Regions from separate parts of the Homo sapiens genome. Here region 1 is linked to region 2. Evidence: read pairs that join two places in POLR2A ChIA-PET (ENCODE). Cell type or tissue: PC-3. All regions are shown on one strand. Each heading gives the region's core, and the rest is flanking DNA. Links, peaks and the distances in the headings are about the cores only.

Evidence for each region. ChIA-PET counts read pairs that join two places held together with the same protein. Peaks named below come from ENCODE experiments on the same cell type or tissue, not always from the same donor. Only the 100,000 strongest peaks of a DNase experiment are listed, where the experiment ranks them.
Region 1: POLR2A ChIA-PET joins it to region 2 with 10 read pairs; 10 of 35 experiments call an interaction of 5 or more read pairs at or near these places.

Annotation. Positions count from the first base shown.
Region 1 is chr9:128,909,912-128,915,277 of GRCh38, forward strand. The region is part of intron 3 of LRRC8A (leucine rich repeat containing 8 VRAC subunit A); the gene reads left to right. It overlaps LOC101929291 (a long non-coding RNA gene), which reads right to left. Exons shown (of 4, transcript XR_007061808.1): 2 at 5,082-5,130; 3 at 133-327; 4 at 1-29. Among named protein-coding and RNA genes, the nearest start is that of PHYHD1, 8.4 kb to the right of the region's middle. RefSeq lists an enhancer at 1-614. In PC-3, for the core only: no CTCF peak of the experiment used is centred there; DNase peaks (open chromatin) are centred at 1,850 and 2,720; H3K27ac peaks cover 3,017 bases.
Region 2 is chr9:128,964,784-128,970,149 of GRCh38, forward strand. NUP188 (nucleoporin 188) reads left to right here. Exons shown (of 44, transcript NM_015354.3): 9 at 3,723-3,934; 10 at 4,617-4,731. Among named protein-coding and RNA genes, the nearest start is that of NUP188, 20 kb to the left of the region's middle. In PC-3, for the core only: no CTCF peak of the experiment used is centred there; no DNase peak of the experiment used is centred there.

The DNA of each region.
Region 1 (5,366 bases), core at 254-5,253, 55 kb before region 2:
ATGGGGCTAGTTTGTTTCTGCCTGCCCTTCTGAAAAGGAAATTGTGCAAATCATTGTCACTGGGAGTTTGGGAGGCCACACCTTCGACATACTTTCAAGACTGTTGGTGGTCTGTGGGTGCCAGTCTCTTACCTGGCTGGGGAAGCCCCCATCCAAGGGCCCCTTGGTGGAGGCAGGCAGTGTGGATGGAGGGCTGGGTACTCCTGTGGCTCTGTGGTCTGGCCTCCGAAATGGAAACAAAGCCACTGCCATTGTGGGGAACGTCCCTCTTCCACCCGTCCTGGGGACCTGCAGGTTTTCCTGGGCCTCACATCCAGGTGGAGATTCCTGTAGTGAGACATGTGGTGGAGGAAGCCTGAGGCCAGGCGCTGGGAGACAAGGGAGAGCCCAGCCAGCCACCCTTCTGCCCCCGACACAGCAGCAGCTGTCGTGCCGGGCCCCTGTGAACTTCACTAGGGATGCCACCAGGTTCAGGAGGCTGAAGAAGAGACTCGGAGTTGACCAGGCCCAGTGGGTCAAACCTGTAATCCGAGCACTTAGGGAAGCCAAGGTGGGGCGGTCACTTGAGCTCAGGAGTTCGAGACCAGCCTGGGCAACATAGGGAAACCCCATCTCTACCAAAAATACAGAAATGATCCAGGCATGGTGGCATGTGCCTGTAGTCCCAGCTATTTGGGAGGCTGAGGCAGGATCGCTTCAGCCTAGGAGTTCAAGACTGCAGTGAGCTATGGTTGTACCACTGTACTTCAGCCTGGGCAATAGAGTGAGACCCAGTCTCAAAGTAAAATGAAGAGCCCTGGAGCCGGCCATTGAAACATGGGGTTTATTTGGGGGAACTTACTTACAGGGTGGTCCAGCAGCAGTGAGCCAAATAGGAAAACCACTCCTGCTTATAAAAAGCGTGCAGCTCATAGAGCATTTTCACTAAGCACCCTCCCCTCTGCAGCCTCCGTGTGGCAACCCGCGTTTCTTAGTTCGGTTGTTGCTGTTGGGTGCATCTGCCATGCAGCAGCCCCACGGTGCAGTCCCTGTTGGTTTCGTGGGCACCTGCTCTGTGTTCGCCCTGTGCCAGGCATGATGCACCTGTCCTCCTTCCACCAACCTGCTGAGTCCTCCCAACAGGGTCTGTCTATAGCATCCTCAGGCACGGAGGGAGGTGGCCCCTGGAATGCCCGGTCTGTCTATAGTATCCTCAGGCACGGAGGGAGGTGGCCCCTGGAATGCCCTGTCTGTCCTCCTGGGCCCCAGGACAGGACACACCTTCTCCAGCATCACTCAGACTAGATGCTTCAGGCCCTCCAGATGCCTGCTGGCTTGGAAGCCTTCCTCCCCTCTTCCCCAGGGCTCCCTTACTGCAGAGCAACCTGCAACCCACATGTATCAGGGATTTTGACAAGTCCTTATCTCCGGCCACCCCATATTATGACTTGAGCACAGTGGGAGAGTGGACCAGGGCAGGGTTTTCTCTTGTAGTTTCGGGACAGGCCCACTGAATAGGAAAACTGGAGTCCCCTGGGGAGAAGCCACATTTGGGAAGCACAGAACAAACCCAGCCCTTCTTTAATCTGTGGAGGGGGAGACCCTGTGGCTTCCCCATAGCACAGTGCTGCCCTTGATAAGCTGGGACTTCCTCACAGCTCCTGCCATTCCTGCCCTGTCCCGGGTGCTGTGCTGGGGCTGTCCTCCTGGTTGGGGGAGGGTTCAAGCCTCCAGCCTGGCTCCCCATCCTGTCCCCCACCCCCAGCTCCTCCCGCCAAGCTTGCCTGTTAGTGTCATGCCTGCTGGCTGAGGTCACCCCTCAGGAAAGGAGCTGGCGGCAAGCACGCTGTCCCAGAGGAAGGAGACCCTCTGGACACCCTGTTTAGCACATGGCTTAATCACATCCTGTCCCCACCCCCTGGAACACCAGAGCCTTAATAGGGAAAACAGTTCACTTGGGCCAACCCCAGGCAGGCCCCTCATTCTGAGTGGGAGGCCTGAGCCCCTCTTCCTCCTCACTCGGGCTTGATGGCTCCTTCTCAGCCACCTTGGCCAGTGGTGACCAGGAGGGGTGGGCGTGGCCTGCCCACGCCCTTGCGTGCTGTTTCTCCAGATTTATACTCTTGCTAATGAAAGCCTTGACAAGACAGTATTCATTCGTTCACTCGTTTACTGATGTGTGCAAATTGTTATGTTTTGTTTGTTTGTTTTTTTGGTAGAGACAGGGTCTCACTGTGTTTTCTAGGCTGGTCTTTAAACTCCTGGCCTCAAAGCCTCCCACCTTGGCCGCCCAAAGTGCTGGTATTACAGGCATGAGCCACTTCGCCTGGCCTTTGTGCAGATGTTTTTTGAGCACTTCTAGAATCCAGCTATGGAGCAAGGCGCCGGGGACATGGGGATGAAGAAGGCCAAGTAACGAGGCAGTTAGCACAGTGCGTAGGCGCTCTGCTGGAGCACCAGGTCCCTGGGAACACAGAGGAACAGGCCCCTGAAGAACGAGGAGGAGGAAGCCAGGTGGAGGGGAAAGGGACAGTCCAGGAGGTTCTGGTGGGGAGGAGCAGTGAGATGGGCTGCCCAGGAATGTGGGCATCCTGGAGAGCAGAGGTGGGGCTATGGGGGGGGGTGTGGATGGCAGGGGGGTCCTGTCCTACACCTCAGTTTCAATTGTCTCTTCATTTGTTTAACAGCCGATCCCTTGCCAGCCCATAGGCTCTGATGACTAAGACCTAGCTCTTTTGTTCAAGCAAGTGTTTACCGAATTCCTAGTGATTGAGTGGGTGAAGGAATGAGCTGACTTGCAGCGTGAGGTTCCTCTTGCGGTAGTGTGTGGGGTGGGGTGAGTGAGAGGTGGGAGGTGGAAGAGAGCTGTTAAGAGACCACGATTAGCCATCAGGTGAGGCCACGGGGCCTGGCGTGGCCAAGGCAGGTAGGGATGGAGAGACATGGACGGATCTGGGAGACGCTGGAGGGGGAATTCAAAGGGACGGGAGTTGATGGTGGGGGTGGTCTGAGTGACTTGAGCTTTTTTTTGTGGATTGTTGAGACTGGAGGAAGCACAGGTTTTCAGAGGCCAAGGTGTGTCTCATGTCAGGTGTCTGGGGCTCTGGGATGTCCAAGGGACCATCTTGAATCCACCTGAAGCCCAAGGAGTCACCCTTTCCAGGCTCATGGGTGAAGATGGGTCCTTGACTTGCTCACTGTGGAGAGCAGAGAGGGAGAAGGACAGGAGTCTGCAGAAGAGGAGGGCGAGGCCAGAGCGTGGGGCACATGGGGCCTGGGGAGTTGGCTGGATTAGGAACTGGTGACTTTGGCCAGAGAGTTAAGGGTGGACAGGGTCATGGAGGCAGAGTGAGGAGAGAGACAGCGGCTTTCCTGCAGTTGGTCAGGAAGGCCAGAGAGCCAAGGACAACGCTGGGGCCCTGGAAGCCTCCTGAGAGAGTTGTCCTTTTCAAAGATCAGGTCGAGTTGAGGCCTTTCAGTGCCGATGGGGACCCACTGAAGTCTCTGGGGAGGTAGGAGAGGGTGCAATTGGGGGATTGGGAACCAACTTCAAGCCTCCAGGGCACGGGCCGGCGACAATCCGACAATCCAGCAGAGAAGGATCGGTCCAGAGGATGGGTGTGGCTGTGGTGGGAGCCGAGCAACTGAGAGTACCTCCCCTTTTCTCTCTGGGGCCTGGAGAGGGCTCCCTGGCTCAGAGCAGGGCATGTTCTGGGGAGGAGGCCTTTCAGGGAGGGGGCTCCAGAGCCAGGCTCCATATGGACCCGAGCTCTGCCACTCGCTGTCCAGAGCTTTCCCACTGTCCCTGACCACTGCATGTGTCAGCAGAGGAGATCACGGGGTGGGAGTGGGGTCTTTCTGGGAAGGCTCTGGCCCCTGGGTGCTCCAGAGCCCACTTCCTGTCTACCCTCTGACCTTCAGCCCCTGCTGACCTCAAAGCCAACCCCAAATGCATTCCTGATCCTTGGTCACAGTGGTGGCAGTGTAGGATACACAGGTTAGGAGCCTTTTTGAAAGCACCCCCTGTGCCTGGGCTGGGCATGGTGGCTCACGCCTGTAATCCCAACACTTTGGGAGGCCGAGGCGGGCAGATCACCTGAGGTCAGGAGTTCAAGACCAGCCTGGCCGACATAATGAAACCCCGTCTCTGCAAACAATACAAAAATTAGCCGGGCATGGTGGTATGCGGCTGTAATCCCAGCTACTCGGGAGGCTAAGGCAGGAGAATCACTTGAACCTGGGAGGTGGAGATTACAGTGAGCCAAGATTGCGCCACTGCACTCTCTGGGTGACAGAGTGAGACTCCGTCCCCCGCCCCCGCCCCCCAAAAAAAAAGAAAAAGCACTCTGCCGGGCCTTGGCCATGCTTATCTCCCTGCTGGGAAAGCCACGTTGCTCCCCAGGAACTCCTGGGCCCTTCTCTAAACGCGGCTGGAGAGAGCAGGTGCCCGTGAGGTTGAGGTCCGAGTCTGCAAAACGGTCCTCAGCCACAGAGTGTCCAAGCTCAGTTTCTAGTCCAACCTGTGCCTTTTACAAATGGGGAAACTGAGGCCCAGAGAGGGAGGGACTTCCAGAGTTACCCTGTAACTGAGTGCCATATTTGGCAGAAGGGAAATACAGCATGGGCTCTGAGTGGGAGGAAATAAGACGTACATCCTCTCCTGACCCTTTCGGAGAGGCTGCAACCTCAGACGAGTGGCGTGTCATCTCTCTGGGCCTCAGTCTCCTTGGCAGGAAAATGGGGGCGGTGATAGAGCAAGCTCAGAAGGGCTGCTGTGCCATCTCCCCATCATCCTCACTTGGGATCAAGGCCCAGGGCTCCTGGCTCCTGCCCTCCTGCCCATCCCATCTGAAGGAGGCAGCCTCGGGACGGGCAGGCTCAACTCATGGCCTTACTTACACGCAGTAAGAACTCATGGCCCCAGCTGATTCCTCGCAGCAGGGCAGGGAAGAAGCTGGCATACGTGAGGCTCTTCCTGTGTGCCAGGAGACAGCACGAACCCACTGCAGCCCCCTGTTTGCTCCTTGCTCCGCTAACAGTGTGGACGGTTCACCAGAGCATGGGCTGTTGAACCGGGTTCAAATCCTGGCTCCATCACTTACCAGCTGAACCTCTGGACAAGTCAGCGTCTTTGGGCCTCAGTTACCCCATCTGTAAAATTGGAAGAGTATTGACAGAATATTTATAGGTAGTTTGCTGGTTAAATAAATTAATAGTATCAGTGCTCACAGTGAGCCTGCCACACATTAAGCTGCATACGGGTGTCGTCTGTTAACAGTAATTGCTCCATATCCTCAGGGAATGTGGTCCAAGGTCCCCCGTGGATGCCTGGCACTGCAGGTAGTGCAGAACCCTATATGTTCTGTTCGTTGCTATTCACAGGTACC
Region 2 (5,366 bases), core at 237-5,236:
TAATCTCTGCCTCCCGGGTTCAAGGGATTCTGCTGCCTCCAGCCTCCCGAGTAGCTGGGATTACAGGCATGTGCCACCACGCCTTCCTAATTTGTGTTATTTTTAGTAGAGATGGGGTTTCGCCATGTTGGCCAGGCTAGTCTCACTCCTGACCTCAGGTCATCCACCCGTCTCGGCCTCCCAGAGTGCTAGGATTACAGGCATGAGCCTCCTCACCCGGCCAAAATTTTAAGTTTTGATAAATGTTTTTGTCAGTTTTGTCTATTATGGCTCCTGCCTTTTGGAGCTTGTCCTTAAATGTTTGATAGAATTTACCAGTGAAGCCATCTGGGTCTGGAGTTTTCTTTGTGGGAAGGTTTTTAATTCTTTTATTTATTGATTAAAATTTTTTTATCTCTTTTTAAAATTTTCATCAAGTTTCTAACAAAGTTTTAAATACTGAATTGTTTTCCTTGATTGATACAGAGCTATTCAAGTTTCCTGTTTCTATTTGGGACAGTTTTGGTAATTTGTATCTTTTAAGGAATTTGTTCATTTCATTTCATTGGTGAAATCTATTTACATAAGGCTGTTCATATTATTTTCTTATGCTTTTACTCTCTTTAGAGTCTAGTGCTGTGCTCTTACTCATTTCTGATAATGGTAGTTTTTGTCTTCAATTTTCTTTATTAAAAAAAATTTTTTTTTGAGACAGAGTCTCACTCTATAGCCCAAACTGGAGTGCAGTGGCGCATTCTTGGCTCACTGCAACATCCACTTCTAGGGCTCAAGTGATTCTTGTGCCTCAGCATCCCAAGTAGATGGGAGTACAGGTGTGCACTATTAAGCTCAGCTAATTTTTTGTATTTTAGTAGAGACAGGGTTTCACCATGTTGCCCAGGGTGGTCTCGAACTCCTGAGCTCAGGTGATCCGGCCCCCTCAGCCTCCCAAAGTGCTGGGATTATAGACGTGAGCCACCACGTCTGGCCAGTTTTCTTTATTGTAATGTCTGTTTTATATTTAATTGATTTCTGTTGTGTATTTTTTTTTTTTTTTAAATTTTCACTCTTGTTGCCCAGGCTGGAGTGCAATGGTGTGATCTTGGCTCACCGCAACCTCTGCCTCCTGGGTTCAAATGATTCTCCTGCCTCAGCCTCCCAAATAGCTGGGATTACAGGCGCCCACCACCACGCCCAGCTTTTTTTGTATTTTTAGTAGAGATGGGGTCTCACCATGTTGGCCAGGCTGGTCTCGAACTCCTGACCTCATGATCTGCCTGCCTCGGCCTCCTAAAGTGCTGAGATTACAGGCGTGAACCACCGCGCCCGGACTCTCTCTCTTTTTTTAAAATAGATTTCTGCCTCCGTGTGTGTGTGTGTGTGTGTGTGTGTGTGTGTGTGTGTGTGCGTGTGCCCAGCCTTGTTCTTTAGTTTTTATATATGTATATGTTTTTTCTCCCTTTTTAAATGGATTTCTGTCTCTGTCTGTCTCTGTGTCTGTGTGTGTGTGTGTGTGTGTGTGTGTTTGTGTGTGTGTATGTGTTAGAAGTCTCACTGTCACGCAGAGTGAGACTCTCTGGATTTAATGTCCAAATATTGGATGTTTTTTGTAAATATCTGGGTTTTTTTTTTGAGACAGGTTCTTTCTCTGTTGCCCAGGCTGGAGTTTAGTGGCACAATCACGGCTCACTGCAGCCTTGACCTCCTGGGCTCAGGTAATCCTCCTACCTCAGCCTCCCAACTAGCTAGGACTACAAGATGCTGCAGGTTTTGCCATGTTGCCCAGGCTAGTCTTGGACTCCCGGGCTGAAGGGATCTGACCACCTTGGCCTCCCAAAGTGCTGGGATTACAGGTGTGAAGTACTATAGCAGACGAAACATCTTATTGTTCTCAATGTTTTTATTTGATTCTGTTATCAGAGAACACATTCTTTGTCATTTTAGTCTTCTAAAATTTACTGTCTCATGTTTTATGGCCTACCTTATGATCTTTCTTGGTGATTGTACCTGTACACCTGGAAAGAATGTCTAGTTGTTTTTTCAGTTGAATAGTATGAGTTTATTAGCAAGGGATTGGTAGTAACCTAAATGCTCATCCATCCAAGTGAGCAGGTAAAATCAATGATGGCATTTATGTGCAGTGGAATACTATGTAGTGTTAAAAATATTGAGTGTATTGGTTGAATAATCTATGGCATATCCACATAATGAATTATTATGCAAATAAAAGGATTAAAAATAGGGAGGGTTTTTGTGTGTGTGTGTGACAGAGTCTCACTGTGTCACCCAGGCTGGGGTACAGGGGCATGATTGTAGCCTACTGCAGCCTCAACCTCCCCAGCTCAAGTGACTCTCCTGCCTTAGGCTCCAGTGTAGCTGGGACTACAGGCATGCACCTCTATGCCTGGCTCATTTTTAAAAACTTTTTCTAGAGATGGAGTCTCACTGTGTTTCCCAGACTAGTCTTGAACTCCAGGCCTCAAACAGTCCTCCCACTTTGGCCTCCCAAAGTATTCAAGTATTAGGCTTATAGACGTGAGCCACCCTGCTAGTCCAGAAAATTTTTACTATACCTTTATAGGAGATAATTTTTAAGATACATTGTTGCAGCTGGGTGTATGGTGGCTCAGGCCTGTAATCCCACCACTTTGTGAGGTGAAGGTGGGAAGATTGGTTGAGCCCAGGAATTCAAGACCAGCCCTGGCAACATAGCAAGACCTTGCTTCTACAAAAAATTTAAAAAATTGGCTGGGCGCGGTGGCTCACGCCTGTAATCCCAGCACTCGGGAGGCCAAGGTGGGCGGATCACCTGAGGTCAGGAGTTTGAAACCAGTCTGGCCAACATAGTGAAACCCTGTCTCTACTAAAAAGAAAAAAATCAGCCGGGCGTGGTGGCAGGCGCCTGTAATCCCAGCTACTCGGGAGGCTGAGGCAGGAGAATTGCTTGAACCTGGGAGGCGGAGGTTGCAGTGAGCCAAGATCGCGCCATTGCACTCCAGCCTGGGGGATAAGAGTGAGACTTCGTCTCAAAAAAAAAAAAAAATTAAAAGAATTAGCTAGACATGGTGCTAACCTGTAGTTCCAGCTACTTGGGTGGCTGAGGCAGGAGGATTGCTTGAGCCCGGTGGGTCAAAGCTGCAGTGAGCTGTGGGTGTACTCTGGGTGTACTCTGGGTGACAGAGCGAGACCCTCTCTCAAAAGAAAAGATACATTGGTTGGCTGGGCACAGTGGCTTACGCCTTTAATCCCAGTGCTTTGGCCTCCCAGGAGGATCGATTGAGGCTAGGAATTCAAAACCAGCCTGTGCAACATAGCAAGACCTGTTCTCTTCCAAAAATTTAAAAAAAGAAAAAATGAGCTGGGCATGTTTGTGCTCACTTTTAGTCCTAACTACTCGAGAGGCTCAGGTGAGAGGGCAGCTGCCATAAGCTATAATTGTACTGCTGCACTCCAGCCTGGGTGATAGAGTCAGACCCTGTCTCTTAAAAAAAAAGCAAAAAATCTGTCTCTTAAAAAAAAAAATTAAATACGGACCAGGTGCAGTGGCTTGCGCCTGTAGTCTCAGCTATTTAGGAGGCTGAGGTAGGAGGATCAGTTGCGTGTAGCAGTTTGAGCAGCCATAATCTGCCACTGCACTGTATCCTGGGTGACAGATTGAGACCCTTTCTTTAAAAAATGTTCTTTAAGTACTGTTTTTAATCTCATGTTATTTCTCTCCCATTTTGTTTTCATTGGTTGTACAGACAGAGCGCCAAGTGTCTCGCTGGTTTGTTCAGTGCCTTCGGGAACAGTCCATGCTGCTAGAAATTATTTTCCTTTATTATGCATACTTTGAGATGGCACCCAGTGACTTACTTGTATTAACCAAGATGTTTAAAGAGCAAGGATTTGGTAGTAGGCAGACCAATAGGCACCTGGTGGATGAGACTATGGATCCTTTTGTAGATCGGATTGGGTAAGTCAGTGAATTGAACATCATGGAACTTGCAGTGTTTAGAGCATTGATACTATAGTGGTATGTAAGCAGGTAGGGGGTAGGTGTACTTTTCACTTAATCGGTGGGGAAATAGGTCTACTGCCACGTTCCCTTTCATGCAGGGAGTAAAGACTGGGATTGAGAGAGGACTCTCAAAATGAGTATTGTAATCTGCTCTTTTACTTACTGTCTTCATTTAAGGGGTTCATTCATTCATTGAACAAAAATTCGTTGAACAACTATTGTAGGCCAAGCACTATGCAAATGCTAACAAGATAGTGATAAATAAGGCATATATGCTTGCTCTTCTCTTTCAGGTGATAGTCTATGGACTTTAAATTTCTTGTTTTTTCTCTATTTATGACCGTGGATATATCCATAACTGGGGGCCTGGTCACTCTGTGAGCAAAGATATATACCAGTTAATTTTGTGTGTGTGTGGTATAGATGGGGTGTCACTTTGTTGTCCAAGATAGTCTTGAACTCCTGGCCTCAAGTGATCCTCCCACCTCTGCCTCTCAAAGTGTTAGGATTATAGGCGTTAGCCACTATGCCTGGCCCAATAGGTTTTTTTGATATCGCAGTGTCTTATATCTCACCTTTGTCTCTAGTGAGTTTCAGAACGGGATATATAACATGGTGATACTATTTTTCTTTCTAGCTACTTCAGTGCCCTCATCCTGGTGGAGGGCATGGATATCGAGTCCTTGCATAAGTGTGCTTTGGATGACAGAAGAGAACTGCATCAGTTTGCGCAGGATGGGCTTATTTGTCAGGTGACTTGGAATAGCCTCTTTTTTTTCAGAGGGTTTATAAGTTAGTAGTAGCTTTCAATTATTGAACTGCTGCATAAAATTTTCAGTGTTGTGGAACTACATTGTTCAGTGATGCAGAGGTTCTACAATGTTTTCGTTTTGTTTTGTTTTGGTTTTTTGAGATGAAGTCTAGCTCTGTCACCATGCTGGAATGCAGTGGCGTGGTCTTGGCTCACTGCAACTTCCACCTCCTGGGTTCAAGTGATTCTTCTGCCTCAGCCTCCCAAGTAGCTGGGATCACAGCTAATTTTTGTATTTTTAGTAGAGACTGGGTTTCACCATTTTGGCCAAGAGGTCTCAATCTCCTGACTTCGTGATCCTCCCGCCTAAGCCTCCTAAAGTGCTGGGACTACAGGCGTGAGCCACCATGCCCAGTCTGTTTTGTTTTTTTTGAGACAGAGTCTTCCTCTATCACCCAGGCTGGAGTGCAGTGGTGCCATCTCGGCTCACTGCAACCTCCACCTCCTGGGTTCAAGAGATTCTTGTGCCTCAGCCTCTGGAATAGCTGGGATTACAGGCACATGCCACCACGTCCAGTTAATTTTTATATTTTTAATAGAGATGGGGTTTCACTATGTTGGCCAGGCTAGTCTTGA